2 separate regions of the Homo sapiens genome follow, and region 1 is linked to region 2. A link is a contact called in ENCODE Hi-C or POLR2A ChIA-PET data. All regions are on one chromosome and are shown on one strand. The core of a region is the stretch at or near the end of the contact, and the rest is flanking DNA. Distances in the headings are between cores, read along the strand shown. Region 1 overlaps LOC105374007 (a long non-coding RNA gene). Region 2 has its middle 210 kb from the start of LINC00973.

What was found. A loop is a pair of places that touch in the nucleus more often than their neighbours do. ChIA-PET counts read pairs that join two places held with the same protein, here RNA polymerase II (POLR2A). Pooled maps may share reads with other maps.
Region 1: a loop to region 2 is called in a map of chondrocyte, with 2.6 times the contacts of the local background. The contact joins two enhancer-like sites. A Hi-C loop is called at or near these places in 5 of 168 maps with a recorded cell type or tissue (IMR-90, MCF 10A, Panc1 and 2 more) and 5 of 50 pooled maps. POLR2A ChIA-PET finds 5 or more read pairs at or near these places in 1 of 52 experiments (endothelial cell of umbilical vein).

The regions. Positions count from the first base shown.
Region 1 is chr3:99,494,018-99,500,404 of GRCh38, forward strand. The region is part of intron 1 of LOC105374007 (a long non-coding RNA gene); the gene reads right to left. Among named protein-coding and RNA genes, the nearest start is that of COL8A1, 140 kb to the right of the region's middle. Within about 2 kb of position 4,699, at least 3 of the 41 ENCODE cell types and tissues checked have a DNase peak (open chromatin) inside an H3K27ac peak, as active enhancers do.
Region 2 is chr3:99,125,679-99,131,553 of GRCh38, forward strand. No RefSeq gene overlaps it. Among named protein-coding and RNA genes, the nearest start is that of LINC00973, 210 kb to the left of the region's middle. Within about 2 kb of position 3,558, at least 6 of the 41 ENCODE cell types and tissues checked have a DNase peak (open chromatin) inside an H3K27ac peak, as active enhancers do.

The DNA of each region.
Region 1 (6,387 bases), core at 3,449-5,948, 370 kb after region 2:
GTACAATATACGTTCTTTTCAATTGCACTCAGAACATTCTCTAGCATAGATTATTTTAGGCCACAGAAGAAGTCTTAACAAATTCAAGAAGATTCGAATCATAGCAAGTATCTCTTCTGACCACAATGCTGTTAAACTAGAAATAAGTAACAGAAAGAAAAATTAGAAATACACAAATATGTGGAAATTAAACAACACACTTTGGAAGAGCCAATGGGTTAAAGAAGAAATCAAAACGGAAATCAAAAGATATGTTGAGACAAAGAAAAATGGAAACACAATATACCAAGACTTATGAGACACAACAAAAATCACTTTTAAGACGGAAATTTATAGCCATAAGTTCCTACATTAAGAAAGAATAGGCCGGGCGCAGTGGCTCACGCCTGTAATCCCAACACTTTGGGAGGCCGAGGTGGGCGGATCACGAGGTCAGAAGATCCAGACCATCCTGGCTAACACAGTGAAACCCTGTCTCTACTAAAAATACAAAAAATTAGCCAGGCGTGGTGGAAGGCGCCTGTAGTTCCAGCTACTCGGGAGGCTGAGGCAGGAGAATGGCATGAACCCGGGAGGCGGAGCTTGGTGTGAGCCGAGATCGCGCCGTTGCACTCAGCCTGGGCGACAGAGCGAGACTCTGTCAAAAAAAAAAAAGAATAAAGATCTCAAATAAGCAACCTAACTTTATACCTCAAGGAACTAGAAAAAGAAAAACAATCTAAGCCCAAAGTCATCAGAAAGATGGAAATAATAAAAATTATTATTAGCAAAACAGAGACTAGGAAAACAATAAAAAATATCAAGGAGACTGAAGAGTTAATATTTTGGCAAAATAAACAAAACTGACAAACCTAAGGAAAAAAGAGAGAAGACACATATAATTAAAATTACATATAAATTAGGATACATTACAACTGATGCTACAAAAAAAAATTATAAGACTACTCTGAACAATTATACATCAACAAATTGGATAACCCAGAAAAATGGATAAATTCCTAGAAACATACAACCCACTAAGGCTGAGTCATAAAGAAATAGAAAATCTGAACAGACCAATAACAAGTAAAGAGACTAAATCAGTAATCAAAAACCTCCCAACGAAAAGTTCAGTGATTGATGGCTTCCCTGGTAATTTCTACCAAACATTTAAAAAAGAATTCATGCCAATCCTTCTCAAACTCTTCTAAAATATTGAAGTGGTGAGAACACTTCCAAACTCATCTTACAAGTCTAGCATTACTCTGATATCAAAGCCAGACAAAGACATTATAAGAAAAGAAAATTACAGGTCAATGTTTCAGATAAAGATATATGCAAAAATCCTTAAAAAACACTGGCAAACTGAATTTAATAGCCCATAAAAAGGATTACATATCATGATTAAATGAAATGTATATTTTGTTTGGGGGGGATGCAAAGATAGCTCAACATATGCAACTCAATAAATGTAACACACTACATTGATAAAACGAATGATAAAAATCATATGCTCATCCCAAGAGATGTAGAGAAAGCATTTGATAAAATTCAACATCTTTTCACTATAAAAACTCTTCAACGAATTAGGTATAGAAGGAATATACCTCCACATAATAAGAGCCATTTATAACAAGCCCACATTTAACATTATACTAAATGGTGAAAAGCAGAAAGCTTTTATTCTAAAATCAGGAACAAGATGGATGCCCACTCTCATCACTTCTATTCAATATAGTATGGTAGTGCTAGTTACCACAATTATATTTAAAAAAATAAACACAAGCCATCCAAATTGGACAAGAAAAAAGTAAAATTGTCTCTGTTTGCAGATGATGTAATCTTATATATGGAAAATTCCAAAGACTCCATCCAAAAACTTTCAGAACTGATAAATTCAGTAAAGGCGAAGGATACTAAATCAACATACAAAAGTCAGTAGATTTGTATACATTAACAACAAACCATTTGCAAAATAATTTAAGAAAACAATTCCATTTACAATAGCTTTAAAATATGTGTAAAATATGTAGAAATAGAGGTAAAATACCTGTACACTGAAGACCATAAAACATTGATAAAATTGAAGACAAAAAAAATGGAAAGGTATCCCAAATTCATGAATTGGAGGAATTCATATTGTTAAAATGTTCATACTACCCAAAGTGATCCAGATTCAATGCAATCAAAATTCCAATAACATTTTTCACAGAAACAGAAAACAATCCTTTATATGGAATCACAAGAGACTCTGCATAACCAAGGCAGTCTGGAGCAAAAAGAGCAAATCTGGAAACATCACACTACCTGGTTTTAAAAAATACTTCAAAGCTATAATAATCAAAGCAGCATGGTACTGGAATAAAAAGAGGTACATGAAACAATTTAATTGAATGGCAAAGCCAGAAATAAATCTACACAATTACAGTTAACTGATCTTTGACAAGGTGCCAGGAACATGCAATGAAGAAAGAACAATCTCTTCAATAAATGGTGTTGGGAACACTAAATATCCACAAGCAAAAAAAAATTGAAATTGGACCCTCATCTCATGCCATGTACAAAAATCAACTCAAAATGGATTAAAGACTTAAACATAAGACCTGAAACTGTAAAACTATTAGAAGACAACATAGGGGGAAATCACCGTGACATTGGTCTGGGCAATGATATTTTTGGGTATGACTTCAAAAGCTCAGGCAGCAAAAGCAAAAATAGACAAAAGGGATTTTATTCAACTAAAAAGCTTCTTTACAGCAAAGGAGACAATCTACAGAGTGAAAAGGCAGCCCATGAAATGGAAGAAAATATTTGCACAGCATTCTTCTGATCAGGGATTAATTTCCAAAATTTATAAGGAACTCAAACAATTCAATAGCAAGAAAATGATAAGGTTAAAAAATAGGCAAAGGACTTGAATAAACATTTCTCAAAAGAAGACGTAGAAATGGCCAACAGTTATATTTTTAAAATCCTCAACATCACTCATCAAAAGTACAGTGAGATATCACCTCACGCCTCTTAGAATGGCTGCTACCAAAAAAGACAAAATATAAGCATTAACAAGGATGCAAAGATAGAGGAACCCTTGCACACTTGTTGGTGGGAATGTAAATTAAGTCATTAGGGAAAACAATATTAACATTCCTCAAAAAAATAAAAACTGAACTACCATGTGATTCAGCAACCCCACTTTTGGGTATGTGTATATATATTCCCCATAACCAAGACATGGAATCAACCTATGTGTGTTAATCTACAGATGAATGAATAAAAAAAAGTGATACACACACACACACACACACACACACGCAATGGCCAAGACATGGAATCGAACCATGTGTGTTAATCTACAGATGAATGGATAAAGAAAATGTGATACACACACACACATACACACACACACACACAATGGAATACCATTGAGTCTTTAAAAAGCGGGAAATACACAGATAAACCTAAAAGGCATTATGCTAAGTAGAATAAGCCAGGAACAGAAAAACAAATACTGCATGAGCTCACTTACACATGGAATCTAAAAAAGTTGTGAACTTATTAATGCAGAGAGTAGAGTGGTGATTTTTCAGGGGGAAGAAGGTAGAGGGATGGAGAGATGTTGGTCAAAGAATACAAAACTTCAGTTAAGCAGGATAAATAATTTCTAGAGATGTATTATAGGGCATGATGACTGTAGTTGATAATAATGCATTGTAGACTTGAATATTGCCAAGAGAGTAGATAAATGTTCTCACAACAAAAATGATAAGCATGTGAGGTTACAGATGTGTTACTAAGCTAATCATTTCACAATGTATACACACATCAAAACATCATGTTGTATAGTGTAAATATATACACATTTTATGTCAACTATACCTTAATAAAAATCATTAAAAATTATAAAAGAAATTAAAAAATTAACTTGTGAGGAATAATACAGATTATAAAGTTCTTTTGAAAATGTCAATTTATGTAAGTTTCAAAACAATCCTGTGAGAAGAACTTACATACTTCACCTAAGTTACAGGTGAAGAAACCAAGACTCAGAAGTTTACATAAAGAAAGTTTAAGGCAGAGGCAGGAATGAGTGTTAGTTAGGGGCAGTTTTACTTATTTCAGGGCCTTTGAAAACTCAGACAAGACCATACTTTAACACATACCTTGTCTCTTCTAAATGTCAGCTGCCACTTGCCTTTTATGCCAATGGTTATTGTCACTGGTGACGTCTGAATTCACTTTCTCTAAGTGTTTGCTTACAGTTCCTGGTCTCCTCACCTGCCTGGAATTCACCAAAACTAAACCTGGGAACTCACACTGTGCTTGTCCTTACTTTGGATCATAGCTACAGCATTCTCACGGGCCCCTAAGGCTTCTTTTCCAGCCCTCAATGCCAACTCACAACCTATGGATGCCCAGCTGATCCTGTCTCACCTCCTCACAAATGAGGCTCTAATTCAAACCAGCTCACTCTGTGGTTGTTTGTTTTGCACCCTGAGCCACACCTCAGCAATTACAGGTAGGCATGGGAGGAAGAGATGGAAGGGCTCCCTGAAGTCTGAGTGTTTGTGGGCACAAAGCTAAATGTTCCCTTCAGCCCAACAATTAAAAGCCAGGCTCAAAACAGAGAGGCAAAGCCTCCTATGTGCCAAGCTACTTAGAAGAAAAATATAAATGCCAGCAGCCCAGACCGCCAGCAAGACTGCTGGAAGGTATGGGGACTTGCAGAATGAGGCTGCAGCATCATGATCTCCTGGAGACAGGACTGAGGCAGGCCAGGAACTGTGCAGGAGGGAGGGAGGGAGGGAGAGGAATGTGTCTCCCAACAGCATGTTTGAGAACAAGCAGTTATTTTCCCCAAAGCCATCTGTGAGACTCTCAACTTGTGCCTGAAAAATAAAAGGGCGAGACAGAGAGAGAGAGAGAGAGAGAGAGAAAAGTGAATTACTGGAAAAAATAGGTATCTCTTTGGGAGTTTGTGAGGGCAGCGAAAAGACTGTCTACCAGTCTGTTAGTCTTGGCAGCTGCATGTCTGTGAATCCGGCCATGGTCAGGGTTTCCAAGGCCCTACTTCTGGAAAATGCAGAAAGGGTTTAACCTGAAACGTGGACCGTAGATGGCTCTGGCGTGATCTAAGTCAGAGGGAACCGTGAGGTCCCTCAGCACAAGGGGTCACTCAGGTGATATTGTGACTAATTGCATTAAAGATTGTACAGGAACATGTCTCCAATTAGACAGAAGTCTCTCAGGAGGCAGGTTCCTACAAGGTTTTTTTTTTTTTTTTTTTTTTGACTCTATCAATTACAGCCTGAGAAGTGTTTTAAACAGTACACGATGGATAAGAAATTCCTCATTGCCAAAGGAGAGGCCATTTGCCCAGCACTCTTCATCCACCAGAGGGCAGATGTTCTGGCTAAAGTGGCTGCTTCCTCCAAGCTACTTTGTATTTTACAAGAAATATGACTTTTTCTTCCTTATGCCTGTAGACATTTAGGGATGTCTTTGGTTGCAAGTAGCAGAAATCTTGCTTCACAGTCGCTCAAACAAATACAAGTGTATTTTTCTCACATAACAAGATTTTGGATCTAGATAGCAGCTGGCATTGGTTCAGTAGCTCAGTGGCATCAGGGCTAGTATCTCTGGAATTCTCTCACTTTCCCTCAGGCTTGTCTCTCTCATAATCACAAGATGGCTGCTGCATCAGTGGGCACTATGCTCATGTTGAAGATAGGAAAAAAGTAGAAGGGCAGAGTCCCCTGTGTTAATCCCAAATTATCAGGACTGCAATTGTATCAGAATCTCCATCAGACCTCTGCATGTGCCCTACTGGTCAGATCTCCATCACACAGCCACACCTAGCATAAAGGGAGCCTAAGGATGTGAGAACCTAACTGGACACCCTGTCAGTCAGAAAAAAATCAGAGTTCTATCAACTACAAAGAAGACGGAACTATTACTGGGGAGGAAACCAACAGTGTCTGCCACACCCTGTGCATAGCACTGATCAAATTGCATTGAAATATTCTGTTTCTTTCTCTCTCTTCTCTTTCGCCAGAATTAATAGCACTTGGCAGACAGAGACACCCAGTCATTCTTGTATTCCCAGCACATGGCACACACTGCCTGGCACAAAATAGACTTAATAAACATAACTTAAGTTCAAAAAATATTGGCAGAACTAAACTCCAAATAATAGTGAGGCAAAAGAATTGCATTTAGGTTCATTTGTGCCTACACATCTCCCTAAAGATAACAGGAGATATTGCTGGAAAAGAAACATAAGGTAATCAAAAGATAGGCACTCAGAAAATGAGTAGATGATGCTCTTTGGATGCACAAAGTTTCTAACACACACACTGAAATAGGTAATGATAATAATAGCTACTGCTTTTTAAGTTCCTAGGAAAAATT
Region 2 (5,875 bases), core at 2,308-4,807:
CTTGATTGATTTTCAGCTTCATTTTCACCTTACCTAATTCTGCAACAAAATAAACTGCAGTTTAATGAGAAACTCATCCAGGTACAGTGGGATAAACCATAGCAATCCTCAGACCAATTGTAAGTGTTTCTTTCTCCATTTATCCTTTACCACACAGTTGTCCCCTTTGTTCAGGAATCATGGTGAGAAGGTTGGGATTGGAGTGCCCTGGGATATTAGAATAAAATGTGTAAATGTGATGCATATTTAATTGCAGTTCTATAACTTGCAGTGCATTTTGAATGAATTGTTTGTCTTCCTAAAAGGTACAATCACTTCACTAATTTCAGCTGTCCTAAGTTTCTCACAACTTCCCTTCATATTCATATCGGAAAAGAGTCTTACTTTTTTTGCCAGGCCAAGAAAGAAAAATAGTTTATACTTCATTTTGTAAGAACTAAGTCAGACCAACGAACTTAGAAGGGTGAGTTTAAGTTGTCAAAAAAAAGAGACTCGGATAAAAAATGCCTCAGACTAAACATTCACACATCATCTCTCTGGACTTGACTTTGACCAGTCTGCTTTTACATCTCTGGAGATGTGTTGCAGGTGCCAGCCTCAGTGGTCTCCAGAGCTGCCAGCCTCCCATTCAGTGACCTAGGTGGCCACAGACATCTGACTATCATTGTGAAGTTTCAGAAAGTCTGAATAAACATCAACATTTTCATAAAGAAGCCGAGAAATTCCAGATGCAGCAAGCCAGTGAGAGAAATGCTGTGGAAAGGAAGTGGTAACAGGCACTCCCACATCTCTTGGACAGACATTCACATTTTCTACTCAGGGCATCTACTTACCCCCAAATGTAAGAACTGAACAAACATCACTTTCACAACCCATCCCAGTGAAGGCCTATTTTGATTCCAGAAATTTAGCAACTTGACCAAAGAAGTCTACCTATGAAAATTCCTGGCCACTTTCCTCCAATCTGAGACAAGAATGACAAGGAATATTTTTTCCCTCTCAGGAAAGAGAATCCTGCTGAGATTGGAATTGTCCATTCTAGACAGGGTCTGGCTTCTAGAATTTTAGGCAAGACACAATTAGTTAAAAAAAATGTGTGTAGTGAAATCAGACATACAGAAATACCATGAATAATTTTGAGTATTGTTATTTGATGTTTTAGAGGGAAAGAAATATTTTTTATTAGACATTTTAAAGGCCAGAATATTTTTCAAATATATTCTTTCTTCTAGGTTAACTGCTGCCCCTTTATTGAGGAACTGTCTTATTTAAATGTGGTAGAGAAGAATTCAGCTCAAAAATTGTTAATATTGGAAATAGAAATGATTCTTTCTGGAAACTGTAGCTCTATTGCTGTTATGCTGGTTGTCAGGTGGAATTTGGAACCAGATTTCCACATGTTCTGTTCCTGCGATAGCAGGATCCTTCCCTGTGTGAATGGAGGGTTTCACACCTTTGTACTCTATGTCAAGCGTTAAGCTTCCAATCACCATCCCTGAAAAGTATCCCTAAAAACATAGTGACAAGACAATATGTGTACTCAGATTTTTAGTGAGGAATATTCAGATAGTTCCATTTGAATTCAAATTCAGTAAAATGGAATGGTTTTAGCAAATAAGTTGCAACTATTTGTGTGGAAATTATTTCCTTTAGAGGTACCGTTCATACATTTAACACTTATGGAATTGCCTAGCATGTTCATGTGTATTTTTCCTTCTTAGTCTCTGCTTATAAAATGAAAAGTTTTGTTTCTCTAAAATTTTCAGGCATCTGAAAGTAGATGGAGAAATCTAAAAATGAAGAACAGAAATAGGTCTGACCATGAACAGCAAATCCCATGTACCAACTGAAATTAATGTTTTTCTTGATAGGCATATTGGAAAAAAGAAGATGCTAAGAAAAAAACTTATTATTAATGAGAATGTATTGGTTTCATTTAAACTAGGATCAGATTTTATAAATAGTAGGACTTTTAGCTTGATTATGTTATGGCCTAAACTGCCATGCAGAATTTGGTTTTCTTTTTTTCTTTTGATGTCTGCACTTTGTGAGGTTATCAATTAATCCTTTACAAGCTAATTGAAGTGCAGACTTGTGACAGAACAACAATTAGAATAAAAGGAGTTAATAAAACTATAGGACTGCGCCTTATGACTCAAAGTTTATGATCTACACGTTGAGTAATTTAGACAAGTCATCTGAAAAATAAATTTGAAGCCATTTAATTTTATTATTTATTTATTATTATTATCTGAGACAGAATCTTTCTCTGTCACCCAGGCTGGAATGCAGTGGTGTGATCTCAGCTGACTGCAACCTCCAACTCCCAGGTTCAAGTGATTCTCCTGCCTCAACCTCCTGAGTAGCTGGCATTACAGGTACGCACCACCACACATGGCTCATTTTTGTATTTTTAGTAGAGATGGGGTTCTACCATATTGGCCAGGCTGGTCTCAGACTCCTGGCCTCAAGTGATCTACCTGCCTTGGCCTCCCAAAGTACTGGGATTACAAGCATGAGCCAGTGTGCCCGGCCCAAATTAGCCATTTAAGAGTTCAGTAAACTCTGTTGATTGTTTGTATTTCACTCCATGCTAAGAAGACTATGACCTATTAACTTCAGAGTAATTCTCGCTAGTACTACAACCATAGGATTGAGCCAGCCATTATATTGAAAGTGAGGCTCTTGTACACATGGATTGAATGAACTCAAGACTGCCAACTATTGTCAGTTAGTAGCTGAATTGCAGAGATCTTGGCACAGAGTATTTAAAAATATGCTTTGGCTAGTCCCAAAAGAATTACTTTACTTTTAGAGTACTTTGAGAACACGCCATAAATGTGTGTTTGGCACAGGTCTATCTATTATATTCATTTGTATGTTTTCATGGAAACTATCAGTCCACCAAAGCTTTTATACAGAAATATAATATCCTTGAATGAAAGTGATTGGAAAAGAATCAATTTCCTCTGTATACTAGGGCTATAATAATAAAATGCATAAAGGGGTCAGGGGTTGGACAAACTTGTAGCATGACTTGTCCATTGTTTATCATCTATACTTCACATGTAAGAGTTAACAATATCAATTCAATCAATAGCAAGGCAGGAATGCTTGTTTCACTTAATGTTGAATACACACGCGCACACACACACACACACATATGCACACACAGTATATATGGAAAAAAGTCTCCCCTGGGATGGCAGAGTAGTGTTATTTCAAGAAAGCTGAACTTGGAATCTGGGAAACTTGGTCTAGCCCAGTTTTTCTATAAACTCATTGTGTAACCATAGGCAAGGCACAATTACTGTGAGTCTCAGTCTCCTTTTTGTAAATCAAAGGAGTCTGACTCTTTCTAAGATATTTTCAATCTGCACTTTTTGATCTTCAGGGGATGATAAGAGGAAAGTGGGAAGGGGGCAAATACAATGAATAATGAGATGACTTCCCAGATTTTGCTCCTTCCCAATGTCTGTGAATTCACCATGTCTGTGAATCTATTTTTATTAGCACAAGAAGCTCTCACAGCTCAAGCTCGGCATTTCCATAATTAGGTCAGGAACCAAAAAGAATGGCACAAACTAGCTAAATTCTTGAGTCATAATGACTCAGTAGCTTATGAGGCCAAATCAGAGTTTCTGTGGGAATAGCTAGCTTCATAAACATTCTTGGCATGATTGGCTTCAGGGACCATGCTTTGAACAAGCAACCTAAGGACACCGAGCAAGGTCTAGGGACAGAGATTCTGACTCAATCCAAGGGCTTCAACCTCTTCTCAGTCTGTATGACACAAGGCCTCTGACTTTGGCTAGTGCTGTGACTGCCACTTACTCTTCCTTGCTCTCAGTTCCACGTTTACAAGATGAGATGCTGTCTAAAGTCATTTACTGTTCTGTTATTTTTATGGGCTCTTTAGAATACGTAAAATATTTGGACTCTACAATAAAACAAAATAGTCAACTCCGATTCTCTACGTGTGTACTCTGCAAATTTAACTATATGCATTAGTTTTTATTGTGACATACAACAAGCTGACAATGTTCTTTTACTTGTGTGAAATTAATAAGCCTGACATCTTTGTATTCCTCCTATTCTTTTACGTCATATTCACTGGACATAGGCAATTCATTTGTGTATCTGTATGAGTCTGTTCTCACACTGAAATAAAGAAATACCTGAGACTGGGTAATTTATAAATAAAGGAGGTTTAATTGGCTCACAATTCTGCAGGCTGTATAGGAGGCATAGTGGCTTCTGCTCAGCTTCCAGAGAGGCCTCAGGAAACTTACCATAATGGCAGAAGGCAAAAGGGAAGCCAGCACTTCACATAATAGAGCAGGAGAAAGAGAGAGGGGTAAGGTGCCACACACCTTAAACAACCAGATCTCATGAGAACTCACTATTTTGATGACAGCACCAAGGGGGATGATGTTAAACCATTCAGGAGAAACTGTCCCCATGGTCCAGCCACCCACTAGACCCCACCTTCAACATTAGAGATTACAATTTGATGTGAGATTTGGTGGCGATGCAGATCCATATCAGCATCACTTGCTTCTCAGCTTTAATAGGCCTCCCTTAAACCCCCCAAAATCTATTCTTAAGTATTCTTTGAATTCTTCTTGTTGCATCAAAGAATTCTTCTTTTTAAGAAAAGACATAAAGTTCTCTGTAACGTGTAGCAATGATAGTCAACAGTGGGATATTGCCAGAGAAATGTAATGTGTATTAGTTTGCTGGTGCTGCAATAACCAAATTGGGTGGCTTAGACAACAGAACTGTGTTGTCTCAATGTTCTAGAGGATAGAAGTTTGAGACCAAGGTGTCAGCAGGGTCAGTTCCTTCTGAGGGCTGTGACAGAGAATCTGTTTCATGCCTCTTTCCTAGCATTTGGTGGTTTGTTAACAATCTGTCGTTCCTTGATTTGTAGAAGTGTCACTTCAGTTTCTGATGTCATCTTCACATGGTGTCTTCCACATTTGCTTATCTGTGTCCTACTTTCCCCTTTTTATAAGGAAACCAGTCATACTGGATGAGGGGCTACCCTAGTCCAGTATGACTGCATTTTACCTTAACTAATTAATATCTACAACAATTCTACTTCCAAATAGGGTCACATTTTAGGGGAATGCAATTCAACCTATTGTATATGGCTTCCAATATTCTTAGTGTGGGGAGAATCCCATTAATGAAATTGGTTTCAGAGCTCAGTTGATCAAAGTTTCAGAGCTCAGTTGCTTTAATAACACATTTCTATGGAAGACTCTTGGCTAAATTATGCAGAACCAATGAGTTTGCTGTTATTCTGCTGTCTCTTTCTGGGTCCTTTTGCTCTTGGTGGGTCTGCTACCCTTAATTCTTTTGTATTACCTGCCCTTCAGAACAGATACGTAATTTATAATTAAACTTCTGTCACAGACTTTGTCGATTTAGGGAACATCTCTGATCTCTCTTGCTAATCATGACAGAATTTTGGAGTCTATTTAACTTCTTAGCTGGTAGCTCTATCTGACATGCTTACAGAATTACGAGATGTTAAATTTTAAAAATTATCTCTCTATATTTCACTTCAAACCATCCTCTTCACTTTCGTCTTCAACAAGGTAACTAACCATTTTAGCCAGCTCCTCATTTCTGTGACTTGTTCTTTTATTCTGGTCTCAGAAAACCTTAGCCTTCTTAAGTCTTCTCTCCCTTCATCTCCAGTATCCAACTTGTCAAAAGTTACTATAATTTTTCTCTTTGACTTGTCTCTAATGTCCACCGTACCTGTTTTAAGCACTTTATTTGGGGAAAATATTCCTATCTTTGCCTGTTCACAGAAATATCTAGAACCTATTCTTTGTGAGGGAGAAAGGGTGGGGCCTAAGAT